4 separate regions of the Homo sapiens genome follow, and regions 1, 3 and 4 are each linked to region 2. Evidence: chromatin contacts called from ENCODE Hi-C or POLR2A ChIA-PET data. All regions are on one chromosome and are shown on one strand. Each heading gives the region's core, a stretch centred on a gene start or an enhancer-like site at or near the end of the contact. The rest is flanking DNA. Distances are from core to core; before and after follow the strand shown.

Evidence for each region. Hi-C counts contacts between places; a loop is a spot of excess contacts on that map. ChIA-PET counts read pairs that join two places held with the same protein, here RNA polymerase II (POLR2A). Pooled maps may share reads with other maps.
Region 1: a pooled map shows a loop between it and region 2 (2.9-fold over the local background). The contact joins the promoter of ID1 here to the enhancer-like site in region 2. A Hi-C loop is called at or near these places in 4 of 50 pooled maps. POLR2A ChIA-PET finds 5 or more read pairs at or near these places in 2 of 52 experiments (MCF 10A and T-cell).
Region 3: a pooled map shows a loop between it and region 2 (4-fold over the local background). The contact joins the promoter of HM13-AS1 here to the enhancer-like site in region 2. A Hi-C loop is called at or near these places in 4 of 50 pooled maps. POLR2A ChIA-PET finds 5 or more read pairs at or near these places in 3 of 52 experiments (Caco-2, activated CD4-positive, alpha-beta T cell and activated CD8-positive, alpha-beta memory T cell).
Region 4: a pooled map shows a loop between it and region 2 (4-fold over the local background). The contact joins two enhancer-like sites. A Hi-C loop is called at or near these places in 6 of 50 pooled maps. POLR2A ChIA-PET finds 5 or more read pairs at or near these places in 2 of 52 experiments (activated CD8-positive, alpha-beta memory T cell and activated naive CD4-positive, alpha-beta T cell).

The regions. Positions count from the first base shown.
Region 1 is chr20:31,603,973-31,606,672 of GRCh38, forward strand. It overlaps ID1 (inhibitor of DNA binding 1), which reads left to right and starts at 1,317. Exons shown (of 2, transcript NM_002165.4): 1 at 1,317-1,841; 2 at 2,081-2,538. The coding sequence starts at 1,416. The coding sequence ends at 2,122. It overlaps LOC105372588 (a long non-coding RNA gene), which reads right to left and starts at 1,223. Exons shown (of 2, transcript XR_936669.2): 1 at 1,131-1,223; 2 at 719-973. RefSeq lists enhancers at 1-779, 515-694, 1,084-1,754, 1,755-2,424, 2,471-2,700.
Region 2 is chr20:31,893,924-31,896,623 of GRCh38, forward strand. The region is part of intron 3 of TTLL9 (tubulin tyrosine ligase like 9); the gene reads left to right. Among named protein-coding and RNA genes, the nearest start is that of TTLL9, 25 kb to the left of the region's middle. RefSeq lists an enhancer at 1,163-1,212. Within about 2 kb of position 1,353, at least 14 of the 41 ENCODE cell types and tissues checked have a DNase peak (open chromatin) inside an H3K27ac peak, as active enhancers do.
Region 3 is chr20:31,571,953-31,574,652 of GRCh38, forward strand. It overlaps HM13-AS1 (HM13 antisense RNA 1), which reads right to left and starts at 1,311. Exons shown (of 3, transcript NR_046853.2): 1 at 1,190-1,311; 2 at 847-971. It overlaps LOC107985416 (a long non-coding RNA gene), which reads left to right and starts at 1,058. Exons shown (of 3, transcript XR_005647051.2): 1 at 1,058-1,486. RefSeq lists an enhancer at 668-1,209 and a silencer at 1,011-1,590.
Region 4 is chr20:32,284,543-32,287,242 of GRCh38, forward strand. The region is part of intron 1 of KIF3B (kinesin family member 3B); the gene reads left to right. Among named protein-coding and RNA genes, the nearest start is that of KIF3B, 8.2 kb to the left of the region's middle. Within about 2 kb of position 1,294, at least 10 of the 41 ENCODE cell types and tissues checked have a DNase peak (open chromatin) inside an H3K27ac peak, as active enhancers do.

The DNA.
Region 1 (2,700 bases), core at 67-2,566, 290 kb before region 2:
AACACCAAGCAGATATTAAATATTAGGGCTCAGAGAGGGCATGCGACCCGCCTGAATTCACTCAGCTGCAGAGCTGGAAAGAGAACTCAGGCCTTTTTCCCCACGCTGGAAGGGGTAGCTGGGGCGGAGAGGTGGGGGGAGCGGTGAAGAAACCCCAAGCGGCCCAAGCTGTGGGTCTGGGTTGGGAGACTCGCAGGTGTGGGGCGGGGAGGTAAGGTGACCCTTGCTCAGCGACCGCGCCCGCAAGAAACGCATTCCCAGGCCTCCCGCCCGGGGTCTGCAGGTGACGGGCTGGGGGGAGCACGGGAACTAGCTAGACCAGTTTGTCGTCTCCATGGCGACCGCCCGCGCGGCGCCAGCCTGACAGTCCGTCCGGGTTTTATGAATGGGTGACGTCACAGGCCTGGCGTCTAACGGTCTGAGCCGCTGGTTCAGACGCTGACACAGACCGGCCCGGGAAGGGAGGGGGGAGACTGTAGCTCCGCAGCTGCCGCGCCGTGGGAGGGAGACCCTGCTCTGAGGTCTTTGAGAAGAAAATTTAAAAAGCAGCCAAAAATGGGAAAAAACATTAAAAAATCACGAACTGTTGCAGGTTCAGGAAATTTTTGCAAGGAGCTGCAAATTCAAGGTGGAATCGAATGCAGCCTCACTCCACTGCGCTCTATCTAGTTCACTTCCCAGCCACCCAGCCCCAAACTTACTAGACTTTCCCGAATTAATTGCTCCCACCCGGGAGGGATCTGGGTAGGCCCTCCGGGTCTCAGGAACACGAACAGCAACATTATTTAGGAATTGAGAAAGCCCAGGGGAGCAGATGTAAAGGAGCGCCCGCTTTAAATTTCGGTCCTGATATTTGTAGATCAGGGTCCGAGAAGCATCTTCCAAGAGGGTCCGGAAACCCAGGCTCTCTGGGCTATCCAGAGCCAGCCGCTTCTCCGTTCGGGCCTCAATTTCTCTCATCTGTGAAATGGAGCTGGAGAAGTGAGAAAGTGAATATGGGAAAAACTGATTCCTGAGGTCTTTTCATTATAAGGCAATGCCTGCTTAGCTTCCTTGCCTCCTTCCAGAGGAGCCCAGTGCGGCCCTCGCCTCTACCCGCTGCCCTGCCCGGTGCCCTGCCACCGACCCACCCTTGCTGTTCTGAAACCCGGGTCGTCTTTCCACACTGCGAGCAGGCACTAGACGAGCAGGAGGCTGGACCTAGGAGCGCGGGTCACGCCCCCATGCCGCCCATTGGCTGCTTTTGAACGTTCTGAGCCCGCCCCTCCGGGGGCCGTGGCGTGTTTATAAAAGACAAGCTGTGGCTCCGCACTCTCATTCCACGTTCTTAACTGTTCCATTTTCCGTATCTGCTTCGGGCTTCCACCTCATTTTTTTCGCTTTGCCCATTCTGTTTCAGCCAGTCGCCAAGAATCATGAAAGTCGCCAGTGGCAGCACCGCCACCGCCGCCGCGGGCCCCAGCTGCGCGCTGAAGGCCGGCAAGACAGCGAGCGGTGCGGGCGAGGTGGTGCGCTGTCTGTCTGAGCAGAGCGTGGCCATCTCGCGCTGCGCCGGGGGCGCCGGGGCGCGCCTGCCTGCCCTGCTGGACGAGCAGCAGGTAAACGTGCTGCTCTACGACATGAACGGCTGTTACTCACGCCTCAAGGAGCTGGTGCCCACCCTGCCCCAGAACCGCAAGGTGAGCAAGGTGGAGATTCTCCAGCACGTCATCGACTACATCAGGGACCTTCAGTTGGAGCTGAACTCGGAATCCGAAGTTGGAACCCCCGGGGGCCGAGGGCTGCCGGTCCGGGCTCCGCTCAGCACCCTCAACGGCGAGATCAGCGCCCTGACGGCCGAGGTGAGATCCAGATCCGACCACTAGATCATCCTTATACCGACGGGGAAACGGAGGCCAGAGAGGGCGTGGGCGCTTGCACCACTTCCGTCCCATCCTTGCGGGTACCTGGCTATGCGGGGGTGCCTAAGGAGCCTGGAAAAAGCGCTCCCCCGTCGTGCTTCCTGGGGAAGGGGGCGTTCGCTGCGCTCGGAGCGGCGTCCCTTCCAACCCGCCGGTCTCATTTCTTCTCGTTTTCACAGGCGGCATGCGTTCCTGCGGACGATCGCATCTTGTGTCGCTGAAGCGCCTCCCCCAGGGACCGGCGGACCCCAGCCATCCAGGGGGCAAGAGGAATTACGTGCTCTGTGGGTCTCCCCCAACGCGCCTCGCCGGATCTGAGGGAGAACAAGACCGATCGGCGGCCACTGCGCCCTTAACTGCATCCAGCCTGGGGCTGAGGCTGAGGCACTGGCGAGGAGAGGGCGCTCCTCTCTGCACACCTACTAGTCACCAGAGACTTTAGGGGGTGGGATTCCACTCGTGTGTTTCTATTTTTTGAAAAGCAGACATTTTAAAAAATGGTCACGTTTGGTGCTTCTCAGATTTCTGAGGAAATTGCTTTGTATTGTATATTACAATGATCACCGACTGAAAATATTGTTTTACAATAGTTCTGTGGGGCTGTTTTTTTGTTATTAAACAAATAATTTAGATGGTGGTAAAGTTGTAGTGACTTCTTGGGTTGAGGGGAGGGGCCTGGGCTGGGGGTTGACCCCTGACCCTCTTCACAGCTGGTTCTGGGAGGAGAATTGGAGGGCTACATCTGGATTGTTGCTCTTACCGGCCTGAATGAGTGTTTCCGGTGTCTTTAAAGTCTATT
Region 2 (2,700 bases), core at 103-2,602:
CTGAGGTTCTGTTCATGTATAAATTTTTTCTCTAATTCAATTTGAACAATTTCAATTAGACTGTTTTCAAATGTACGGTTTTTCCTTCTCAATGCCTAGTCTCTTGTTAAGCACATCCATTGAACTTTCAATTTCAGATATTATAGTTTTCCCTTCTAGAATTTCCATTTGGTTCTTTTTTTTTTTTTTTTTTTTTTTGAGACAGGGTCTTGCTCTGTCACACAGGCTGGAGTGCAGTGGTGCGATCATGGCTCACTGCAGCTTTAACCTCCTGGGCTCAAGTGATCCTCCCACCTCAGCTCCCCAGGTAGCTGGGACTACAGGCACGTACCACCATGCCTGGCTAATTTTAAAACTTTGTGTAGAAATGGGGTCTCACTGTGTTGCACAGGCTGGTCTTGAACTCCTGGGTGATCCTGCCACCTCAGCCTCCCAAAGTATTGGGATTACAGGTATGAGCCACTTGGCCATTTGGTTCTTTTCTGCAGTAACTCATCTATTCACACATTGTATCCATCTTTTCCCATAAATCCTATAACATATTTATAATAATTTTTAAATTTCTTCTCTAATGATTCTGATAACTGGGTCATTTATGGGTTTATTTCAGTTGGCTCTTTTTCCTCTTGATTATGTATTACATTTCCCTGCTTTGCTATTGCATGTGTTATATTTTTAGAACTGCACTCTGGATATTGTGTATGAAAAACAATTGTATATCATAATTTTTTAGTCTTTATATACATATACATATATACACATACATACACACACTTTATATATATATACATGTATATACACACACACACACACACACACACATACGTACACACACTTTATAGAGTATGCGAGCTCCTTCCTCTGACTAGCAGGTTTAGGGGCTGATCATTCAGATTCCTCCTAAAGCTGAGTTGAACATGGGTTGGGCTGCAGCTTTAATTAAATTGCGTGTACTCCAATCCAACCTCCTTCACTGCCGTCTTGAGCTTGTTAGTATTTGAGCTATGTGGGGCTGCAGTGCTGATTATTGTTTAATTTATTTTTATTTTTAGAGACAGTGTCTCACTATGTTGCCCAGTCTGGTCTCCAACTCCAGTTTTTCATCCATCAACATAAAAAAATAGAGACAAATCTCCAAGTAAAAAGGTTTTATTTGGGAATAATATACAAGAAGTAGAACTGCAATCCAGGATGTCCACATAGACTAGGGCAGCCCCCAGCATGTCTGAGAACAAAGGAAAAGTTTAGGGTTCTCTTGGGGAAAGAGGAGATTTACGTAAGTTGTTTCAAAAGAAAGTTCATTGGCGCTAGCAGTGTTTTTTATGAGAGCTGGCGAGTTCAGTAGCAGATTGGTGAGTGTCAGTAGTTGCTAGGTAGGACTTGGAGTCTCGGAGTTCTTGTTAGGCCCTTGCAGTTTTGGATTGGGCCTGAGAAACCGTGTCAGGCTAGTGTTCCTGTGTTAGCTGCTAGCTGCCCTTGTGCTGTTAGCAGTACTCTTGTCTCATGTGGGAAGCTGTGGTTTGGAAAATGTTCTTGTGAAAGTTCTTATTATCTGGCAAATCATGCATGAGACTCCTCCCTTCATGACCTTTCCTGGCTCTGTATTTTTATTTTTTTACTTTTTATTTTTTGAGATGGAGTCTCACTCTGTAGCCCAGGCTGGAGAGCAGTGGTGTGATCTCGGCTCACTGCAGGCTCTGCTTCCCAGGTTCCAACGATTCTCCTGCCTCAGCCTCCCGGGTAGCTGGGATTACAGGCACATGCCACCATGCCCGGCTAGAAGCTGGGAAAGGCAAGGAAACAAATTCTCCCATAGAGCCTCCAAAAGGAATGCAGCCATGCCAACCCATTTCAGTCCCTCTGCCTTCTGGAACAGTAAGGTTATTCATGTATTTATTTATTTATTTATTTATTTATTTATTTATTTATTTATTGAGACAGGGTCTCGCTCTCTTGCCCAGGCTGGAGTGCAGTGGCACAGTCTCGGCACACTGCAACTTCCATCTCCCGGGTTCAAGCGATTCTCCTGCCTCAGACTCCCCAGTAGCTGGGATTACAGGCACCAGCCACCATGCCCGGCTAATGTTTGTATTTTTAGTAGAGATGGGGTTTCACCATGTTGTCCAGGCTGGTCTGGAACTCCTGATCTCAGGTGTTCTGCCTGCCTCAGCCTCCCAGAGTGCTATGATTACAGGCATGAGCCACTGCGCCCGGCCTGATTTTTTTGTATTTTTAGTAGAGACGCGGTTTCACCATGTTGGTCAGGCTGGTCTCCAGCTCCTGACCTCAAATGATCTGCCCGCCTCAGCCTCCCGAAGAGCTGGGATTATAGGCGTGAGCCACCTAGCCCGGCCCCCTGGCCCTATTTTGCCAGGGTTTGACACAAGTGATTCCATTTTGAATCTGACAACTTTCACACACCACTAATTATAATGTTAGCTCGAGTTTTTTTAAGATGCTTTTATCAAGTTGATGAAGTTCCTCTCAGAGTTTTTAAATGAATGAGTGTTTAATTTTTGTCAAATGCCTTTTCTGCATCAATTGATATAATCATGTGATTTCTCCATTTTAGTCTGTTAATATGACTGATTACATTGTTTTTTTTGTTGTTGTTTTGGTTTTTTTTGAGACAGTCTCTCTCTGTCGCCCACACTGGAGTGCAGTGGTGCTATCTCGGCTCACTGCAACCTCTGCCTCCCC
Region 3 (2,700 bases), core at 61-2,560, 320 kb before region 2:
AATATGGTGAAACCCCGACTCTACTAAAAATACAAAAATTAGCCTGGCATGGTGGCAGGCGACTGTAGTCCCAGCTACTCAGGAGGCTGAGGTGGGAGAATCACTTGAACCCAAGAGGCGGAGGTTGCAGTGAGCCAAGATTGCACCACCGCACTCCAGCCTGGGGGACAGAGTGAGACTCCGTCTCAAAAAAAAAAAAATTATTCAGTGAAAGTGGATCATCATAAATAAAGATCTTCATCCTGGTCTCTGTGTTGAGGAAGAGGAGGGGGTTGGTCTTGGTGTCTCAGGGGTGGCAGAGGTAGAAAAAAAGTCCACGTTTAAGTGCACCTGCACAATTGAAACCCGTGTTCAAGTTTCAAATGTATCTTAAGATTTACTTAATCGTTGTAACAACACTTTGAGGTACCTACATCATTCTTACGATGGGGAAACTGAGGCAGAGACCGTAAGGGCGGGCCCAGGGGGCATGTGAACCCAGAGTGTCTGGCTTCCAAGACTCGTATTCACCGTGGTGCCGTTTGACATGATCAGGATAATGGATCCCTGGTTCCTTTTGGGGGCAGCATTGGAGAAGGGGGTTTGGCACCGTCAGTCTGACAGCAGGGCTGGCTCCTGCAGTGTGAATGAAGCGGTCTTGTGCTCGACTGTGAAGGGGGGTTAGGACCTGCTTCCCAGGGCGGGTCCAGCTTTCTGAGGGAAAGCCTTCAGAGCCTCCATCAGGCCGGCACCAGGTACCAGTTAAGCACTGGGCAGGGAACAGAAGTGGTCAAACGCCGCTTGCCGCGACTTGAAACTGCTGAATAAATGGATAATGTCAAGCGCTATGGCTTAGGGCAGTAGTACCTCCGGTTCCTACGATCGTGTCTGGGGTCCCTGAGGAGCAAGGCAAGAGTCGGCCATTCAGGAGGTCAGAGTTCAGCTGTTCTTGCACAAGCAGGGAAGCTGAGTCACCCCAAACACGGGCAAGACTAGCGGTGGTATCAAATGGCTATCAGGGGCGGGGCCTCAGGGGCCTGCCCCTGCCTCCCCGCCCTGCGTTTGGATTCCCTCCAGCATTCCGGGCCAGGGCGCGGGAGGCGGAGGCCGAGGAGAGGACGGGAGGAGGCTGCATCCTGCCCTGGTGCGTCAGGAAGGGCCGAGCGAGCGGGAAGGAAAGCACCACCCCCCACCCCCGCCGCGGCCACACCTGGGTTCTCCAGGCGGGCAGGGGGGCCCCCGGGCCGGCGCCTGGCTCCAGCAAGTCTGGGCCGCCTCCCCGCGCCGCCCCGCGGGGGCCGCCAGATGGGCTGCCCGCCCGCCAGCTCAGCGACGCAGGCAGGAAACGCCGGCCGGGCTGCCAGGAACGCGCGCAGGGGAGGGGGCGGGCCCGGCCGGGCCACGCCCGCCGGAGGGGAAGGAGGGGCCAAGCACCGCCCGGCGGGGACTGGTGAGCTCCAAGAGCCTGCGATCCCGGTCCCTGCCTTTACTAGATGGGTTTCCTTGGGTAGGTCGTTTTACTTCTCTGTGCCTCACTTTCCCTACCTGTAAAGCGGGGCTGCCTGTCTCCGCTCTTTTTCCCTTTTCTCTTTTATTTGTGCAGCAGGGTTTCACTCTGTCGCCCAGGCTGAAGTGCAGTGGCGCGATCACGGCCCACTGCAACCTCGACCTCCTGGGCTCAAGCGATCCTCCCACCTCAGGTGGGAATATAGGTGTGTCCCACCACGCCTGGCTTTTTTTTTTTTCCCCTAGTTGAAACGGCGGTTCTCACTCTTGCTCAGGCTGGTCTCGAACTCAGGCTCAAGCAATCTTCCCACCTCGGCCTCCCAAAGTGCTGGGATTAGAGGCGTGAGCCACCGCGCCGTGCCTCAGCTATTTTCGTGTGACCGTGTGATCTCAGGACACTTTCTTTCCCTTCTCTTCCTTGGTTTTCTTACCTGAAAAATGGGGTGAACAATTGAACCTCCCTCAACCATGGGCTAAGCCTTTGTTTTCCTCTCCACCGTAGCCCCAACACTTGGCCCATTGCCTGAAACATGAAGGCACTCAGTATTTGTTGTAAGAGTGACTATAAAGGTTTGGGACAATCCTGAGGGCCTGGCTACAGCAGGCACTTCATAAATGGACACAAATTATCAAATTACCTAGAGTCTAATGTTTACCAACCTGCGGCTTCAGGCAAGTGACTTCCCATCTCTGAGCTTCACTTTCCTCGTCTACATAATGGCTGTGAGGATTAAGTAAAATAAATAAATACATGGAAATCACACATAGTGTGTTCTCAATAGATATTTATGGAAGAGTCTCCAAAATATTAAAAAAAGGGAGATACTATTTTGAGTAAATTTGAGGGCAAGGAATATACAAAGGAGTTAGGTGGCTTGGAAGAAGATTTTTGCTATATATGTAAACTAAGCTGTGTGTGGGTGGGTATTTTGCTTGTTGGTTTTTGAGACAGGCTCTCACTGTAGTCCAGGCTGGAGTGCAGTGTGGCAGTCATAGCTCACTGTAACCTTGAACTCCTGCACTCAAGCCATCCTCCCACTTCAGCCTCCTGAGTAGTTAGGACTACAGGTGCGTGCTACCACACCCTGCTCACTTTGCATTTTTTTTTTATTTTATTTATTTATTTTTTTGAGACATAGTCTCGCTGTGTCGCCCATGCTGGAGTGCAGTGGCGCAATCTCGGCTCACTGCAAGCTCCACCTCCCGGGTTCATGC
Region 4 (2,700 bases), core at 44-2,543, 390 kb after region 2:
CTTTGGGAGGTCAAGGCAGGAGGATCACTGGAGGCCAGGAGTCCGAGACCAACCTGGGCAAAACAGTGAGACCTCCTCTGTATTTTTAAAAACAGAAGAAGAAGAAGAAAACAACAACAATAACAAGGCCCAGATCTAATAAATCAGAGCCTGCCTTTTACCAAGATCCCGGATGTTTCCTGTGCACATTAAAAGTTTGAGATGCTCTCACCTAGGTAATCAGTAGCAAAACTAAGACTTACCAATGATAATGACAATGAAGGTAATAGTCGTAGCTAAGATACATTAGCCAAGCACTGTTGTAAGCACTTTACACATGTTGTTTCATTTAGATTTAGACCTCACACCAATCCTGTAACACAGATTTCCAGAAGAGGAAAGTAGAGGCTCAGAAAAGTTCAGTAACTTCCTGACATCTGCTGACTCCAAGTCTATTGCTCTTTCTACCATTCATTCGCGTGTTCATCTGTTTTTCAGGTGGGCAGTGACCACATCTTAGCTGTCTTGTCAAAGGCCTTTCTCTTCCATACCTGCATAACTAATTTTAAATGATGACCAAAAAAAAAAAAAAAAACAGTGACTTGAAAGAATGTTTGAGAAAATCAAGGGAAAAACTTCTGAGCTAGATGGGTGTCAGTTACTTGACTGATGAGGCCGCAAACAGATATCTCATTTGGTCAGATAAGCTACCTCTCACACTTCTTAGTGATCTAACTTCAGGGTCCGAACAGCTGAAGCAGGTAGGAACTGTGAGCTTGTATTCTGAGTCATTTAGCTCTAAGCTGTTTCTTGATTCTGGTGATAAATATCTACACTGGGTGAGAAGATAGTGGATAAAGTCCCATATAACACCTGCCAACTAATTGTTAAAACATTCCATCTCACTGTGCCTCAGTTTTCTCTCTCTGCCCTGTGGGCTCATTATTTTCCTTTCAACACCTCCTGTCTTTCTAGACTCTCAGAAAGATATATTGGTCGAGGACTATGCCATTATAGGAAATTTTGACCTGAAAGGATGGTGGGAACTGGGTAAAGGCAGGATTCTATCAATTCTGCTACTTGCTGTGTGACTTGGAGCAAGTGACTCAACCTCTCTAGGCCTCTGTCTTGCGCATACATATATATATGTAAAATAAAGATATAGGACAGTTCTTCCCAAAGCCCTTCCAGCCCTGCCCACAAGACTGAACCTTGAGTTGGGTGATATTTTGTTCTTTCTTGGTGACTTCATACTGAGCTTTCTCCCAGACCTTTCGGGTGTGGCTTTTAGAGCGTATTTCTTGGCAGTCAGAGAGCATTACAATCAGCTCATCTTATCAGCATCACACATCTGCACAGCAGCTTGGGATGTTCATGTTTAAGGTTCAGTTAATCATGGTGACACATTGTGTCTTCTCACTTTGTCACACTGATTGCGGACATTGAGCTCTTCACACAGGAAGATCTATCTTTAGCATGCTGATTTATTTAACTCATAATTTGCATTAGAGAGGGAACCAGTGATAATCATGGTGGGTGTGGCTTTTATTTTTAAAGTTTTTGGCAAGACATTTGCAGCACTTGCATTTTGTCATGCTTGAATATAGTCTATAAATGGAAATGGGTTCAAGTGAAATAGAAATTGCCATAGATTATTGGGAGCTTGGGACTTAACCACTCTGGAGTCCTTCATATCACCTTCAGCAGTGCTTTCAGGAAGGGCTTGCTTGGCCTTTTGTGTGTGACATAAATTAAACAGAAACTAAAAGCTCATAGCACAATCTCTAGCAGCTTAGCAGACTACAGTAATCATTACTTTGTAACACATTTCAGAACATAAGCAAAAAATCTAGCTGGCAAATCATAAAAGATTCCATCTAGGTAAGATAAAATATCAGTTCAAGTTACCTAAAGATAACCACAAGAAGATAGTCCTTGGTGGAAGTAGTTACTGGTTTTGCAAGATCTGCAATAATAAGTTAGACTCTGGCCTAAGAAATATATGTAATGTTTTTCCTTATTCTTCAATTGTCAGCCTTTTAAAAATATATAATTTTTTCCGATTATAAAAATAATAAACTTCCATTGAGTAAAAAAATGAGGAAAATACTGAACAGATTAAATAAGGCTGACTTTAAGATCCACCACTGAGAAATAACTACTGTTAACATTTTACTGTCCATATACAAATGTATTCCTAAATACATTTTATCTCATAGGCTTGCAGTTCTCACCTGTTTCCTCCATTGTTGTTATTTAGGCCATTTTCAACATTTAAACATTATGAGTAATGCTTCAGAGAACATCTTAATGATGATTATTTTGTGTAAACCTTTGTCTGCACTGCTGATGATTTCTTTAAACTAGGTCCTTTAATGTTAAAAATTTTAAATTACAAAGGCAACCCCCCTTAAATAATGTTTTTAACATGGCAGTGTTAACCTAAAGCTGAAAAGACAGACAGAATTACAATTTGGTTGGGGAATTTACCCATGGTGATGGTATCCTAACTCAGGTTTTAGCTTACTTGACTACTTGCAAGTATATTTTTAGAAAGTTGTATTCAAAGCATATTTCCCATTTTCTATTTGGAAATGTTTGCTTAACATTATTTCATAACCATTTTTCCATATTTTTGTACTTATTTATTTCAATTTTTGTTTCATTTTATTTTTGTAGAAACAGGGTCTCACTATGTTGCTCAGGCTGGTCTCAAACTCC